Regions from separate parts of the Homo sapiens genome. Here region 1 is linked to region 2. The links are chromatin loops, found by intact Hi-C in ENCODE. Cell type or tissue: GM12878. All regions are shown on one strand. Links, peaks and the distances in the headings refer to the core of each region. The heading gives the core; the rest is flanking DNA. Region 1 overlaps RIN2 (Ras and Rab interactor 2). Region 2 overlaps RIN2 (Ras and Rab interactor 2).

Region 1 (8,338 bases), core at 114-8,113, 53 kb before region 2:
CCAGAGGGTGCATGGGAGTGTCTCAATGTGGCTTTAATCTGGATTTTCCTCACTGGATATGGTGGTACACACCTGGAATCCCAGCTACTTGGGAGACTGAGGTGGGAAGATTGCTTGAGCCCAGGAATTTGAAGCCAGTCTGGGCAACAAAGTGAGACCCTGTCTCTAATAATAATAATAATAATAATTTGGATTTTCCTGATGAGTAATAATGTTGAACAGTCTTTTGAATGTTTTAGGTTTGAATATTCTCTGTAGTGAAGGCTCCATTTAAGCCTTTTGTTCTTTTGAAAATGTGTTTTGTCTTCCTTATATATTCTAGCCAGAAGTTATTTGTCTTACATGTGCATTTCAAATATCTTCTCCTGCTCTATGTCTTATTCATTCACTTTTTAATGATGTGTTTTGTTGAACAAAAGCATTTAACTTTAATGAGGTCCAACTCATCCCTTTTTATGGTCTGTCTTTTTTTAAAAAAAAATATTAAGATGGCTTGAGTTTTTTATGTCCTGTTTAAGACATTTTTGCCTACTCCTTGTTTTTCTGTCTTACAACCCCTGTTTCTTTTGCCAGTTTAATTGCCTGCCCTTTTCTTGAGTGGGGAGAATAGGAATCAGGTCAGGCTACATCTGAGTGAGGAAGGAAGGGTGACAGAGTTAAATTAGGAAAGCGAGGCCAACAAATTAGGGGAATAGATTGAAGCAGGAAGAGGCCCAACACTGTCTGATTTTTGGTCTAAGGGACCTGAAAGCCTTTGAGTCTGGGTAACCTGATAACTGACTTCAGTGCTGTCCAGCCCAAATATCTGCATTGCGTCTCTTAGAGTGTTTGGAGAAGCTTGTCAAATTTTATGAAATCAACCTCTTCCGTGCTCACAGCCCTGATCTATTGCCTAGAAACATGAAAAAGTTAATGAAGTTCGTGTTTTAAGGACATCGTGCTAATGTCTAGAGACCATCATTTTCCTTCTAAGTGCTCAAAAACCATCTTGATAATCCCTTCTTGACCATATCCAGGAAATGAAACCTCCATTTGGAATAATATTTACTTATTCCTAATCCTCTGACTCCTTCCCCATTCTCCATAAGTTTTCCTTACTTACTAAAGATGTCAATAATTCCATGATCTCATCTGTCTTCCTACAATCAAGGGTAAATGTTTGGGTCTGCTTTTCATAAAGAGACCCTGGCAGGGCCTGAACTGAGCTGACCATGTAGTGGAGACCAGAACAAAGCAGGAGTTGGCAGGGGGCTCGGGACATGCAGGGAGAAGGCGGGACTGCTGCAAACACGGTGGAGGACAGAATACATTTCTTAAAGTAGCTTCAGATTAGGTAGCAGCAACTGAGTTGAGATCCCTGGGCTCAGAAGATGGACTCTGGAGTCCATAGGGCTTTCTTGGGAAGATAAACAGCTCTACAGGGAGAAAATACTTCCATGCCAGGCCCTTCCAGGGGGTCATACTTAGAATGTTGGGACTACATTGATGAATCAGAGTCTCCTTAGAGGCACTAATTGGCAGGAACAAGATGGGGAGGAGCCATCCAACTTCCAGGGATGAGCTGGATGAGGGCAGGCAGGATGTGGCTGCAGAGACGCCCCTGGGCGTCCACCCTCAGGCACAGGGAAAGGGAGTATGGTGTAATAGAAAGAGAGGACTGCTGGGATTCACACATTCCTGGTTCTAATCCTGACTCTACCACTTATTAATTGTGTAACATTAGGCAAGAATAGTGCTTCCATCCGAAGATTGACTAGAGGGTCAAATAGGATACTGTGCATAAAATGCCAATTTCCCCATTTTCCTCCCATTTCTTTGGCTCTTCCTTCTGGTTGCTCTACCCAACAGACAGCTTTCAATTCTTATCTTTCTTGCCCACTTTGAAGCACTGGCACCATTAAATAGTCACAAGGTCTTGAAATATAACTTTCCCTTGACTTCCATGAAGATCCCATCTATTCCATGACAGTAGCTACCATGTGCATGCTGACAACTCCCACGTGACTATCTCCGCACATAACTCCTTCCTAAGAGCCAGATCCATTGATATACCTGCTTCCTGAACTTTCCACATGGATGTCCTACTGACAGCTCAAACTCAACAATTCCAAATTCAGCTCATTATCTTTTCCATAAATCTTTCCCTTCCTCACCTGCGTTCTCTATATGGAGAATCCAGTCATCAAGCCCAAAACTTGGGAGTCATGGATTCAAGTGCAAGTGGTTTATTTGGGAGATGATCCCCAGAAGCATCACTGGGGGATCTTGGAAGTGAAACAAGGAAGGGAAGGAAGCCAGTATAGAGTGTTTTATCAAGCCTGGCACCCCTGTGGACAACTGGAACTGAATCCCACTGAAAAACTTGGAGATGCTGTAGAGAGCACAAGCTTCAGAGTCACTCATCCCAAGGTGCAAAGGAGCTGGGTGTTTATTTGCCAACTCCTGCCAGGCATTGGCTTATCTCTGTCACTGGCTGCCCCTTGCACTTCTGGCCTTCCATAGGTGTGATAGCATTAGGTCCCACCACCAGAGAAAACCCTCAGATGAAGTGGCACAGATGCTGATGGTTGGAAGTCAGAAATGGAACTCCTGACTGGTGCCAAGAGACATCCTGTATCGGGTCTGCCCCTTTACATGGGTGATTCTTGTTTGTTTGTTTTTTTGTTTTGTTTTTTGTTTTTTTTCTGAGACGGAGTCTCACTCTGTTGCTCAGGCTGGAGTGCAGTGGCTCGATGATCTCGGCTCACTGCAACCTCCACCTCCTCAAGCAACTCCCCTGCTTCAGCCTCCCAAGTAGCTGGGATTACAGGCACACACCACCACACCCAGCTAATTTTTTTTGTATTTTTAGTAGAGACGGGGTTTCACCATGTTGGCCATACTCGTCTCGAACTCCTGACCTCAGGCAATCCACCCACCTTGGCCTCCCAAAGTACTGGGATTACAGGCATGAGCCACTGCACCTGGCCGGTTAATTCTAAGCTAATTTTCAGATTGCCTAGTTGTCTTCTCCTCTTGGGACCCTTGTGTTTCTCTCACACTCACTCCCCATGGAGTCTGGATGGTGTGCCCCTCTCTCTCTGTTTTAGCACTGATAAGCTTGTCTTTTAATGGTTTCTTATTTAATTATGTCCCTCACTGGACTATGAGCATATTCAGAACAGAAACCAAACTCTGATTCACCTTTACATCCCCATAGTTGAGTTAATGAATGACTAAGTGAACGAAGAAAAAAGCCATAAAAGAGGTGGCACAGCACATAACCAACTGCAAGTTTTTGCAGATAACCCAGGAAAGTAGCAAATTAAAGCCAGGGCAAAGAACACCCTTCTTTCACTATTACAAATCCTATGATAACATTCGGTCAGGTCTAAACCCACAGCCAGTCTTTCCTTGTTAAGTTTAGGGTTAACAGTTCCCCTTATGACTTTATGAGGTAGAAAATATTCAGCAGAGTCAATCAAGAATGTGTCAAATGTCCTGCTTTGATCAGTCTCCGGGCAGATGTCACACTATTCCTTCTACCCTTCTTGATCCTGTCCACCTCCTAAACTCCTATTCTTCCTTTAAAGCCTGTCTCAAAAGTCCCACCTCCTTATAGGTTTCCATGACCCTCCAACCTCTAGAGAAAATTGATTTCTGCCCAGCTGCACTCTACTGTCATTGTCAGCCTTTGCTATGATATGTTCCACCACAGCCCTTCCCCTTGACAAAGATTCTTGGCTTGACGAAACTTTAGTCAGGCTCCTGAACCTCCTCCTAGGTGCTTCTGAGCACTTCCTTATAAAATCTAGTTTTAACAAAGAACCCTGCTAAGTAGGTTGAGCAAGAACGCCCTGCCCTCGATATCTGATCACCCTCCATATCTGATCACCCTCCATATCTGATCACCCTCCTTATCTGATCACCCTCCATATCTGATGATCACCCTCCATATCTGGTGATCACCCTCCATATCTGATGATCACCCTCCATATCTAATGATCACCCTCCATATCTGATCACTCTCCATATCTGATGATGACCCTCCGTATCTGATCAACCTCCATATCTGATGATCATCCTCCATATCTGATGCTCACCCTCCATATCCGATGATCACCCTCCATATCTGATGATCACCCTCCATATCTGATGATCACCCTCCATATCTAATGATGACCATCCATATCTGATCATTCTCCATATTCAATGATCACCCTCCATATCTGATCAACCTCCATACCTGATGATCACCCTCCATATGTGATCACCCTCCATATCTGATGATCACCATCCATATCTGATCATCTTCCATATTTGATGCTCACCCTCCATATCTGATGATCACCCTCCATATCTGATGATCACCCTCCATATCTGATGATCACCCTCCATATCTGATCACCCTCCATACCTGATCAGATTTCTTCACTGCCACTATCCCCCAAGTGGAGTCCGGCCATCCTGGCCTGTCTTCAGCAACCTGCTAGGTTGGTTTAGCCAGAGTCTCCTGACCCTGATGTTTCCTCTTGGTAATATGCATATGATACATAAACAGTTATACAATAGATATCCATGGTATTAAAATTTAATGGAGGCCCCATCCACTGTCCCTCCACTCTTCTCCTTGGCTATAAATTCCCACTTGTCCATACTGCATTCAGAGTTGAACTTGGCCGGGCGTGTTGGCTCACACCAGTAATCCCACCACTTTGGGAGGCCGAGGCGGGTGGATTGCCTGAGCTCGAGAGTTCGAGACCAGCCTGGCCAACATGGTGAAACCCTATCTCTACTAAAAATACAAAAAATTAGTCGGGCGTGGTGGCAGGCACCTGTAGTCCCAGCTACTTGGGAGGCTGAGGCAGGAGAATCGCTTAAACTCGGGAGGCAGAGGTTGCGGTGAGCCAATATCGTGCCACTGCACTCCAGCCTGGGTGACAGAGTGAGACTCCGTCTCAAAACAAACAAACAAACAAACAAACAAACAAGCAAAAACAGAGTTGAACTCAATCTCTCTCCTCAACCACCCATTGCCACGGACTGAATAAAGTCTGTCTTACCAGGCATTAACAAGTATCATTGAATAATTTTTTCTTTAATGCTCTTTGTAGACTATGAGTTCTTCAAAGTTAGAACCAGGGCTGGTCTTAGTCATCTTGGTGTTCCCAGTGCTTGGGAGCACAGTCCCTAGAACTGAATCCTTGCCAAATGCACGTTTTCTGAGTTGAATCCCCTTTCACTGCAAGATCTTGTCTTTGGATTGGTTTGTAACATGACTTAATGTAGCAACATCTGCCCTCCAGCGTGGAGCCAGCAGACTTGTACCATGTTCCTCCCTCTTGGCATCATCTACTTTTCTCTCTTCTTTCACCCTCTGCTCTGTGCCTACCCTTGTCCTCTCAACTTATGTGTTTACCTAAGGTGAGCGTTTTCTCATATACATCTTATTGCTTTGTCAAATCAATCTGAATAGGAAAAATCAAGAGGAACAGCATGTGTGTGCAAGAAGAAAGGCAGTATACATGTGCAGCCTGTCATTTATGCATGTGGCCTCTGGAGTCAGCACTTGTCACTTCCACTTACTCCCTGTTGACTTTAGGAACATTATTTAACACGTTTTGTCTCATTTCTATAACATTTGCAGTGATTAAGGGCTCACCTGTCATAGATGTTGTGCGTTACATGAAACCATGTATGTGCCTCACCCTTCTGCCCTGGGCCTTATCATTGCAGCTCACACCAACTTGACTGCTGGCTGCTTGCATTTGCATCTGTCTGTCTAGAGAGTACTGGGGAGTTAATGTCCCCACAAGCAGCCTTCAACCAATGACTGATGGAAGTCAGCTGTATCAGTACCCCAGCTCCCTCACCCCCTTCAGAAGGGATAACTCTGAAGCTTGTGTTTGACACTGCTTACCAGCATTACTCTGTGAGATTAAACTCCATTTGTCCACAGCTGTCAATGGCTTGAAAATCATCCTCCTCTTTCCTGCCTCACTTTCCCATTCACCTATCAGTATTTCTCAGGACCACTTTCCCAGAAATTACCAGCCCTAGAATCCTTGCCTTGGGGTTTGCTTCTGGGAGAAGGCAAACTTTGACAGTATGTAAAGTGCTTAGCTCATTCCTTGCATCTAGGAAGTCCCAGAATGGTTGTTTCTGCTGTTATAAAACTGCGGTTCATCGGTAGAAAGCAAAGATGACCATAGATGGGAGAGGTCATTCCCATCCTGTGTTCATCTTCACACTGCTCTGGGAAACCCCATATGGGCATTGCCAGGCTGTGAGAGCACAGTGAATAATGGTCAGTTTACAACACGCATTCTCAACAGGGGCTAGATTGCCCCCAAGAAGGCAAGAATTGGTTCTCGGGGGTGGGTGGTAAAAAAAAAACTTTTTTTTTAATGTATAAGACACAGATATGCATATGATACATAAACAGTTATACGATGGATATCCATGGTATTAAGATTTAATGGAGGGATCAATTAGAAAAAAGGGTCTGAAAAGGCTGGGAAACAATAGTTTGCAAGAGGCGGGAGAAGTTACTATTGACAGTACCCTGGTTTTTGACCATCCTGGGTGGCACTGTTTAGTTTGCAGGGTCATGTCCTCTTCTGGAGTGAGGAGTTAACAGCTGAACTTTCATAAAGTTGTTTGGTTAAGTTTGCCCCACAGGGCACAAGCTTTTTGGCAAAACATTCAACTGTTTGTGGTTAGGATTTTCCTGGTTCTTATTAACACCAGACCTGGTTACATTTAGAAGATCATGACGCTTGGCTCTATAAACAAAATTACCAGGTCGTGAAACACAGCATCCTTTGAATCCTTCCTTCCTGACTTCACCAAAGTCCCTCCTCCAAAGCAGACAGCATGGAATTTGACAAGAAGAAAAAAGGACCAAATTATTTGGTTCCAATACACTTCTCCTTTGTCAAAATATGATCATTTAAAAGTTTAAAAATAGAGCCCTCCTATTGACATATAAGGAGCGTGGGGTTAAAGACTTATTAGGAAGGCATCAGCAGGTGGGTAAAGCTAGTTCAAAGCAGGATGGGTACAAGAGATTGGTGTATATGTAATCAGTCTAAAGAAATCCTGCTGAAATAGGCTACATATACTCGCTGCCTGTGATACAAAACTGGTTACCATCCTCAAAGGGCCGTCAAACCATCATCTTTGGAGTTGTTCTCTACCAGACAAATTTTATTTGTAAATTATATTTGGATGATTCTATTTGGGCATTTTGGACCATTTTTTTAAGATCACCTAAATTCACCTTAACACTTTCTATAGCATTCAAGCTAGGATATGAAATCTTAACAAGTTTTATTTCTTCATTTTCTCTTTTAAGTATCTGAAAGACTACCTGAAAAACCTGAATTAGCTTATCCCTTTTACATCAAAGATGCTGGGGAGCAAGGTGCAGACAATGGTTTGCTGTAAATGTTTACGACTCCCCCAGATTTAGTACTTGCCAATTTCCATGGTGTAAATAAATACTCCAACCATAATCATCTTCAAATTACTAACAGAATGTCCTTAGGCAGAGTTAAGGAGAGATGCTCACCGTCACCATTGTGAGATGGCATATTTTGGTCCCAGCATGTCATCAGGTGTGTGCTATGACATATTTTCTATACAGTATAGTCACAACATTCAGGTTCCTTTCTGAGGAGGTACACTCAGGCCACTGGGTAAATGCCTCTGAAGAGCCAGAAAGATCAGCTCAGCTAAATAAAACTGCCCAATAAAACTGTATTCCCTGGAACCTTAATACATACCCTGAGGGGTCCTTCAGGGATTACACAATTTTAAATTCAAATTTCATTTTAAAAGTTATACTTTCTTTCTTTTTTTTTTTTTTTGGCAACAGTGTCTTGCTCTGTTAACCCAGGCTAAAGTGCAGTGCTGCAATCATGGCTCACTGCAGCCTCAAACTCCTGGGTTCAAGTGATCTTCCCTCCTCAGCCTCTCAAAAAGCTAAAACTATAGGCACACACCACCAGGCCCAGCTAATTTTTATTTTTTATTTTTTGTACAGATGGAGGGTCTCACTTTGTTCCCCAGCCTGGTCTCAAACTCCTGACCTTAAGCAATCCTGCTTTGGCCTCCCAAAGTGCTGGGATTACAAGCATGAGCCACCATGCCTGACCAAAAGTTATACTTTACAAAAATATAATAAAAATATACACATACATACATATGTAGCAAATGTATAAAGGTGCATTTGCATACATATAATAGAAGTGGTCCCCAACCTTTTTGGCACCAGGGACCAGTTTCACGGAAGACAATTTTTCCATAGACCGGGGTTGTGTGAGGGATGGTTTTGGGATGATTCAAGCACATTACA
Region 2 (8,338 bases), core at 161-8,160:
TCTCTTTTTTCTTTTTCTTTTCTTCTTCTTTTTTTTAATCATTCTTGTGTATATTGTTTGAATTTTTTTTTCTCTGTGAGAGGAAGTGAACTTTTTTTTTTTTTTTTGAGATGGAGTCTCACTCTGTCACCCAGAATGGAGTGCAGTGGCGCAGTCTCGGCTCACTGCAGCCTCTGTCTCCTGGGTTCAAGTAATTCTCCTGCCATAGCCTCCCACAGAGCTGGGATTACAGGCGCCCACTACCACGCCCGGCTAATTTTGTATTTTTAATAGAGACAGAGTTTCTCCATGTTGGCCAGGCTGGTCACAAACTCTTGACCTCAAGTGATCCGCCTGCCTCGGCCTCCCAAAGTGCTGGGATTACAGGCGTGAGCCACACCGCACCCAGCCAGGAAGTGAGTTTATTGATATAATTCCAAACTTCCAGAATAGTTGCAAGAAGAGTTCAAAGAACGCTTATATATCCATTACCTTGGTTCCATATGCACCAGTGGTTAACATTTCACTGCCCTTGCTCTGTCATTCTCTTTCTACACACACATACACACACATATGCAGAATTATATAAATATGTAAATTTTTTTTTTTGAGACAAAGTTTCACTCTTGTTGCCCAGCCTGGAGTGCAGTGGTGCAAACTCGACTCACTGCAACCTCTGCGTCCCAGTTTCAAGCAATTCTCCTGCCTCAGCCTCCTGAGTAGCTGGGATTACAGGCATGCACCACCTTGCCCAGCTAATTTTTTAATTTTTTTAGTAGAGACAGGATTTCACCATGTTGGCCAGGCTGGTCTCGAACTCCTGACCTCAGATGATCTGTGCGCCTTGGCCTCCCAAAGTGCTGGGATTACAGGCGTTGAGCCACCGCGCCTGGCCCAAATATGTCAATATTTTACATAAATAGATAATTTTGTCTCTATATAGCTACATATGTAGTCTGTTTTCTGAACCATCTGAAAATACATTGGAGACACACCTGCGACCACACCACCTTATCTCTAAATCCTCCTTGTGTATTTCTGAGGAACAAGGACATTCTCTTGCACAAACAGTAAGTAAAAGACACAAGCCAAAAAGCTATTATACACACACTGATAACACTAATATAACACTCCTCTCTAACCCACAGCTCATTTTCAGAGCTTGTTCATTGCTCTGGTCATGTCCTTATACTATTTCTTTTCCTATTTCTTTGCCTCACTGCATTTAGTTGTCATGATTCTTTGGCCTCCAAATGGTCCTGTCTCACTCATTTCATTCCGTGAATTTTTGCTTCAGTGTCACATACATGCAGAAAGTGCTCACGTCAATATCCAGCTTAGTGAATTTCCACAAAGTCAACATACCTGTTACTGGCTTTGAATGGCATTTGTATGTGACATTTTTTACAAAATGAATCTCTTTGTTATCAGAATAGGTGAATCGCGTGGGTGAGCCCAGCGTACAGATGTGCAGCCAGCCATGGCTATGGGTCCACAAGACAGGGGCTGTCTGTGGTTTTGATGGAAGGATCTACAGGGCTCCCTTTTAGTTCAGGTTTTACTTCCTGGCCCTGTGGACTCCTGTGGCCTCTTCTACCCATTTCAGAGTAGCCATTTGATGTGTTTTCATAATTGAATTAAGCTAAACATGAAAAGCAGATTCTAAAACTCAGCCTTAACTCCAGGACTCCTCAAGTACACGTCAACTGGACCCAGACAAGTTTCTCATCTGAGTCAAAATGCTGTGACCCAGAACAGGGAAAGGGCTTTCACATAGACACATTTCATATGAGCATTGCTTAAAGACACAAAGGAAGGAAGCCTGGGGTTCAACTGTGCTCTCACCACCCCAGAACCTGATTTGGTCTCCTGCTGCAGGTCCATGCTTTTTACCAGGCCAGACCCCTCTCCAGGGGCATCTCAGCCAGTTCACCTGGCTCCAGGAGGCCTGTTCCCATCAGGAAAAGCCCCTGCATCCATTGCTGGGATGGTCATTTCTTTTTTCTTTTTCTTTTTCTTTTTTTTTTTTTTTTTTTTGAGATGAAGTCTCACTCCCATCGCCCAGGCTGGAGTGCCATGCTGCGATTTCGGCTCACTGCAACTTCCGCCTCCGGAGTTCAAACGATTCCACTGTCTCAGCCTCCCAAATAGCTGGGATTACAGGCGCCTGCCACCATGCCCAGCTAATTTTTGTATTTTTAGTAGAGACGGGGTTTCACCATGTTGGCCAGGCCAGTCTCAAACTCCTGAGCTCAAGTGATCCACTCGCCTCAGCCTCCCAAAGTGCTGGGATTACAGGCGTGAGCTACCACGACCACGCCGGGATGGTCATTTCTAACCACCTTTTTGGGTGAACAGCAGGTTTTTCTTCTCCATCCTGAATGTTTGATGTCACTAGGAAATGGAAAACCCCGGGGTGTGGGAAAGGCACAGCTGAGGAAGCTGCATGTTGTCCACAGCATCAAGAGGTGCCATGAGCGTGCGGTGCACAGGCTGAGCCTCAGTCCATGCGCATGGGTCCAGAGAAAGTGCTGCGAGGTCCTCTTCACAGTTAGGGCCCTCCTGGGCTTTGCCTCTGATTACTGTCATTTTCTTGGAGGAGCCCAGAATTTAGAAGCTGGAGATGGGTTCGTATAGATCATTTTCTCAAGAGAAGGTCTCCATGACATATATTCATAAACAAAAAGAAACTCTTCTACCTTGTTTTCTATGAAGTTATTTTCTAGGGATTCTGTTTTGTTGTCGTTGTTCACACTGTAGCTCTCAGATCTTACTGTTTTTTTTTTAATTGTGATAAAGCATACATAACATAAAATTTACCATTTTAAGCATTTTTAACCATGTTTTTTAAGCTCACCATTTTAAGCACTTTAGTGATGGTGTCTCACTGTGTTGCCCAGGCTGTTCTCAAACTCCTAGGCTCAAGCCATCTTCCTGCCTTGACTTCTGAAAGTGCTGAGATTACAGACATGAGCCACCATGCCCAGTCACATTTTAAACATTTTTAAATGTACAATTCTGTGGCATTAAGTACATTCATATTGTTGTGCAACCATCACCACCATCCATTTCCAGAACTCCTTTCATCTTGCAGAATTGAAACTCTATCTATTAAATAATTCCCCATTCCTCCTTTTCCTCAACCCCTGGTAACTACCCTTCTGCTTCCTGTTTCTATGAGTTTGACTCCTCTCGGTACTTCCTACAAGTGGAATCATACAGTGTTTGTCCTTCTGTAACTGGCTTATTTCACTTAGCTTAATGTCCTCAAAGTTTATCCTTTTTGTAGCATATGTTATAATTTTCTTCCTTTTTAAGGCTGAATAATATTCCATTGTATGAGAAGACCACATTTTGCTTATTCATTCATCCATCAGCGGACACTGGGTGCTTCTACCTTTTGACTGTGGGAAATAATGCTGCTATGAATGTGGATTAGAACCTGTTTTTAAGGAAGATTATTTTTTTCTCTTGCCCCGAATAAAAATATTAAAACCTATGTGATTAAGGGGGCCCATCTGCCCATAGGCATATGCACACGTGCGTTGTGATGGGGTGCGTGTGAAGTTGAATCTGAATTTTGTGAAATGCAACTACCAGAGTTTGCGGTCTAGGAGAGCCAGGTGGCTTTAATAACAGTATTATCAGTTCAGTGATCAGACGGGCTTACTGAGATGTCAAGTGAGTTAGATCAAGCAAACTAGTTGTCAGGGTTACTACTGTCTTTAACCACTCACCTGATGCTTGTTTCTTATTGTCTGTCTCATTTTTTCAGTCACATTGCAAGCCTTTTGGGGGATAGAAATAATATCTTATGCTTCTTTTGGTGTCTAGTTAGGCTATTACCCTAAAGGTAGCAGGTCTTCAATAATGTTGACAATGGTGTGAGTTGACAATGACTCACACCAAATTTGCCTGTCTGCACACGCTCTGCATTGTTCTGTGGTGTTCCTGTATGACTTTCCCAGTATGTACTTTCCCACCATCAGAAGGACATTGCATCAAAAAAATTTGCATTAAACAGTTGCTGCTCTCGTGTTTGAAGCTGGGCAGCTGAATTAAATTAGTGAATCGATGTGTTAATCAATTGCAAGAGCCAAATTTAACAAATATAAACTCAGCACCCACTATGTAGCCAGCTGGACGAGACACTGGATATACCGACCTGGGAAAGAATTGGTCTTGTGGTTGGGGCTCTCACACTCCAGTGGAACCTTGTTCACAGTGTGGTCTGCCCGTCAGCCATGGAGTTTGCTAAAAATGCAGACTCTCAGGCCCTACGGAATGCCTCTGAATCAGAACCTGCACCTTCACCAGGTCCCTAGGTCATGCGTGTGCACATTCCAGTTTGAGAAACACCAGTCTTGTGAATGTTATCCTGTTAGCTATATCCTAAATGATAACAAAGGGTGTTTTGTGTGTGTCAGGGAGAGATGAGACTAAGGTGGCACTGGGAAACTGTGCCCAGTTCTGGTCACTACAACCTCAATGAGAGCAGAACAGCACAAGAGACCCCTCTGTGGCCATTCCCTAAGACCTTCGGGATGACAGCAGTGCAGCTGGGAGAAAAGGCCCTACGGGTAGTGAAGGTATCTGACTGCCTAAGATGGAGCGAATCCCAGCAGGGATTTCCTGCTCTGAATTTATAGTAAAAAGAAAAACATTGTTTGGGTTCCTCCAGTAGCAGAGACAGAATACGAATGCAAGTAGTCTATTCTGTGTTGAGTGATCACAGAAAGTTCATGTGGGAGAGTAGGGGAGTGAGACAGGAAGGGGAGGCAGCCAATACATGGTGCAATCCCACTGGGGACCTCTGAGAGACTGTGTGGGGGCATCCAAGTTGTTCCACATAAGAGCGAGGCAGCTGGGGTGTTTGTGCACCCACTGCCATCCCTCCTTGGCTGAGGGCTGCCCTGGGGTATTAACTCCCCAGCACTGTGGTCTGATCTGCTCAGCACTCACTCCCAGCCACAGAGCTTCCTCAGCTGTGGGCAGAGACTTCCAGGTGCCTGCAGTAGAGCCATCACAACAGAAGAAAACGGTGACTTCCAAGGGTTGTGGGCAGAGCACTCACAGTCTCTGCTCCATGTGTCCCATCTGGATTAAGAAGTCAAGGGTGTCTCAGCAGATGTCCGCATCAGAGCGCAGGTTCCAAATGAGGAACAAACCTTTGCATTTCAGTAAATTTCAAATCTTAGTGACTCATCCCCTCAGAGTAACTAATCATCTTCACAAGACCGAAAATGGCTGAGCTTCATATTTGCTTATAATCCAAATTCCCTTTTCATACCCACTCTGCTCTCTTCCTTCCCTAAACCAACTCTATGTGCTCAGAGGACACTGACAAGCTCAATTTACAGAAAATTTTTTGTCATTTTCTGTTTCAAAATTTCCCTTCTGATATTGCATGCTACAGATTCATCTCCCCTATCCAATTCCTTTCACTGTGAACCCTTACTCCATTCTTTCCTGTTTTGTTTTTTAATTAAAACTGAAATTCTGGCCGAGCGCTGTGGCTCACGCCTGTAATCCCAGCACTTTGGGAGGCCGAGGCGAGTGGATCACGAGGTCAAGAGACCGAGACCATCCTGGCCAACATGGTGAAGCCCTGAATCTACTAAAAATACAAAAATTAGCTGAGTATGGTGGCACGCGCCTGTAGTCCCAGCTACTCGGGAGGCTGAGGCAGGAGAATCGCTTGAACCTGAGAGGCGGAGATTGCAGTGAGCTGAGATAGTGCCATTGCACTCCAGCCTGGTGACAGAGTGAGACTCCATCTCAGAAAAAACAAACAAACAAACAAAACTGAAATTCCAAATACAGCAGTTACTGTCCCCAGGAACACTGCTTTAAGTTTGCATTTCTTTAAGAGTTTGGGGGCTGGGTGTAGTGGCTCACGCCCATAATCCTAGTACTTTGGGAAACCAAAGCGGGAGGATTGCCTGAGGCCAGGAGTTTGAGTCCATCCTGGACAAACTAGCGAGATTCCATCTGTACAAGAAATAAAAATATTAGCTGGGCGTGGTGGCACACACCTCTGGTTCCAGCTACTCAGGAGGCTGAGTTGAGAGGATCGCTTTAGCCTGGGAGCTCAAGGCTGCACTCCAGCTCCAGCCTGGGCGACAGAGTGAGATCCTGTCCAAAAAATAAAAAATAAAGAGTTTTGCAGACCACTGCTCCCCAGAAATGATCATCAACAGAAAGCCCTAAAGCCAGTAGGTTTGGGGAACCCCGCATACTTTATTCACTCCCTGGAGACCAACCCTGGACATCAGCATCTGAAAAGTTCTGAGGAGTCTTCAGTGACCTCATTTTATCGAATGTTTAATGTGCTTCCACTGTTGTTCGAGCAGTAGTGTTTGTATTGAAATCGTGCCTGTTCACATCCTACACTGCTTGTGTTGGGTGGAAACCACTTGGGGAGATGCTGCTTGATATACAGATCCTGGCTCCATCTGTGCATTTGAAATTCATAGGCATCTGGAGACAGTGGCATAGAAGCAGTGGGCGCAGGAAAAGTACAACTCAGAGTTTACAACGAGAAAAAGTGAAAACCACCTGACACATAGCTAATGTTTTAGAATGAAAAGTGACTTCCATTCCAATTGAAGTCAGCCCCTGCTGTGTAATTAAGCAGATATTTAAAAAATTTAAAAAAAAAAAAGGCAGGCGGAGTGGGTAAGGTACGACTCCAAATGGCAAAGCCCCAGCTTCAGGGAGGGAGAGGGCCCAGGAGTGAGGAACATAATTAAATAGCTGTGCCACGGTCATCCACCGAATGCCTTATTTCCTTTGTTTTACCAAGAATTGCACCAACCAAGTGATCTGTTGCCAGCCTTCCATATGGCAAATGTAAGCACCTGTCCAGAGTACTAAATGGCTGAGCCCAGGAGCTCCAGAGGAAACTTGTCTGATTGCTCTGCTGCCAATTCCAGGCTCTCTGTTAATTCCATCCATCAAATTATTCTTTTTCTTCTATTTTTCCTAAAATGATAATAGTTATTTTTACTGTGAAATTTAAAAAGTGTAAAGAAGAAAAGAGACCTAAATTGTACCACCTCTAATCACTCCACTCGGGAATGAAGCCAGTGAGCATCTTGACACTAATGCATTCAGATTTTTGTTCTGTCTGTGATTCGACTATATTATGTAAATCCATACATAAGTGCAGCCACAACTATTACTTAAGTGAGCTCAGAGAACACATACTTTTCACAACTTGTTTATTTCCACTTAATAACATATCACTATATTGATATATTGACATACAATATATCGATATATACTGTACATCTCAAGAAATATGTTTTAAAGGCGGAATCGCCTTTTAAAGGCGGAATAGCATTCCATCATATTGGGGTACACACTTTATTTACCCAGTCCACAGCTGTTTGACATTTAGCACTTTTTCCCCTGTTCACTATCATAAATGATATTGCCCAAAGCATTCTTTTACATGTATCTGATTATTTCTTTGGGTCAATTCCTAGAAGTAGAAATGCTGAATCCAACAGTTTTCATACTTTAATGTTGATATACACATTCAGATTGTCTTCTAGAAAGAGCAAGTCATCTTTTTTCTCTAGTGCTTGTAGAAAACCCAGTGAAGACAAGTGGTAAGAAGCCAGAAATGGTAAAAGGGAAGTGAATGTGACTGTGACACCCACGCCAGTGCATTCCGGAAAGGCAAAGTGGGACAGCTGGGGGGACACCAAGTTAGAGCCAGAAGAGGCACTGGAAACCTGCTCGTCTATTTTAAGCTTAAGGAAACCAAAGGCCAGAAAGGTTAAGCAACCTCCCACCCAAGGCCAAGGTCCCATAGCTTAGATGGATAGCTGTAAACTTCAGGGATAATTTTCAAAAAACGAAAAAACGTGACTCTCATACAAATACATTGTGTGTGTGTGTGTGTGTGTGTGTGTGTGTGTGTGTGTGTCAAAGATTGATTTAACTCATTAATGAGATCAACAGGACATTAAAGCTGGCTCCAAATGGGGCAAAGATTGGGAAAGACTCAGTGGGCAAAAGAATAACACCTTAAACGAACTTTGTCATCTACTATGAGCCACTTTTGCATATCTACCTTTGAAGGTTAGAGATAAGCTTGCTATTGTCAGCATTCAACCACTTTTTGACCTTCAAACAACTCAACTTCAAAAGGTACAACCCAATACAAACCTGGCTAAAGACATAAAAGGCAATACAATTAAAACCTCTGGGGTTCTCTTTTCTACTGGACAAACATCATTTGCAATTTACAGACCTTCCAGAAGTTAGCATCTGACTTTACGGAGTCTGGGCCTTAATTAAAAAAAAAAAAAAAATCAGACAAAATACAAAATGACATCTGGGATGACAC

Evidence for each region. Peaks named below come from ENCODE experiments on the same cell type or tissue, not always from the same donor. Only the 100,000 strongest peaks of a DNase experiment are listed, where the experiment ranks them.
Region 1: it touches region 2 in a loop (8-fold over the local background); 1 of 110 quality-filtered maps calls a loop at or near these places.

The regions. Positions count from the first base shown.
Region 1 is chr20:19,857,654-19,865,991 of GRCh38, forward strand. All of the region lies in intron 2 of RIN2 (Ras and Rab interactor 2), which reads left to right. Among named protein-coding and RNA genes, the nearest start is that of RIN2, 100 kb to the left of the region's middle. In GM12878, for the core only: no CTCF peak of the experiment used is centred there; a DNase peak (open chromatin) is centred at 3,228.
Region 2 is chr20:19,910,480-19,918,817 of GRCh38, forward strand. The region is part of intron 3 of RIN2 (Ras and Rab interactor 2); the gene reads left to right. Among named protein-coding and RNA genes, the nearest start is that of NAA20, 100 kb to the right of the region's middle. RefSeq lists enhancers at 1,473-1,522, 5,004-5,073. In GM12878, for the core only: no CTCF peak of the experiment used is centred there; DNase peaks (open chromatin) are centred at 1,675, 3,902 and 7,642; H3K27ac peaks cover 1,753 bases.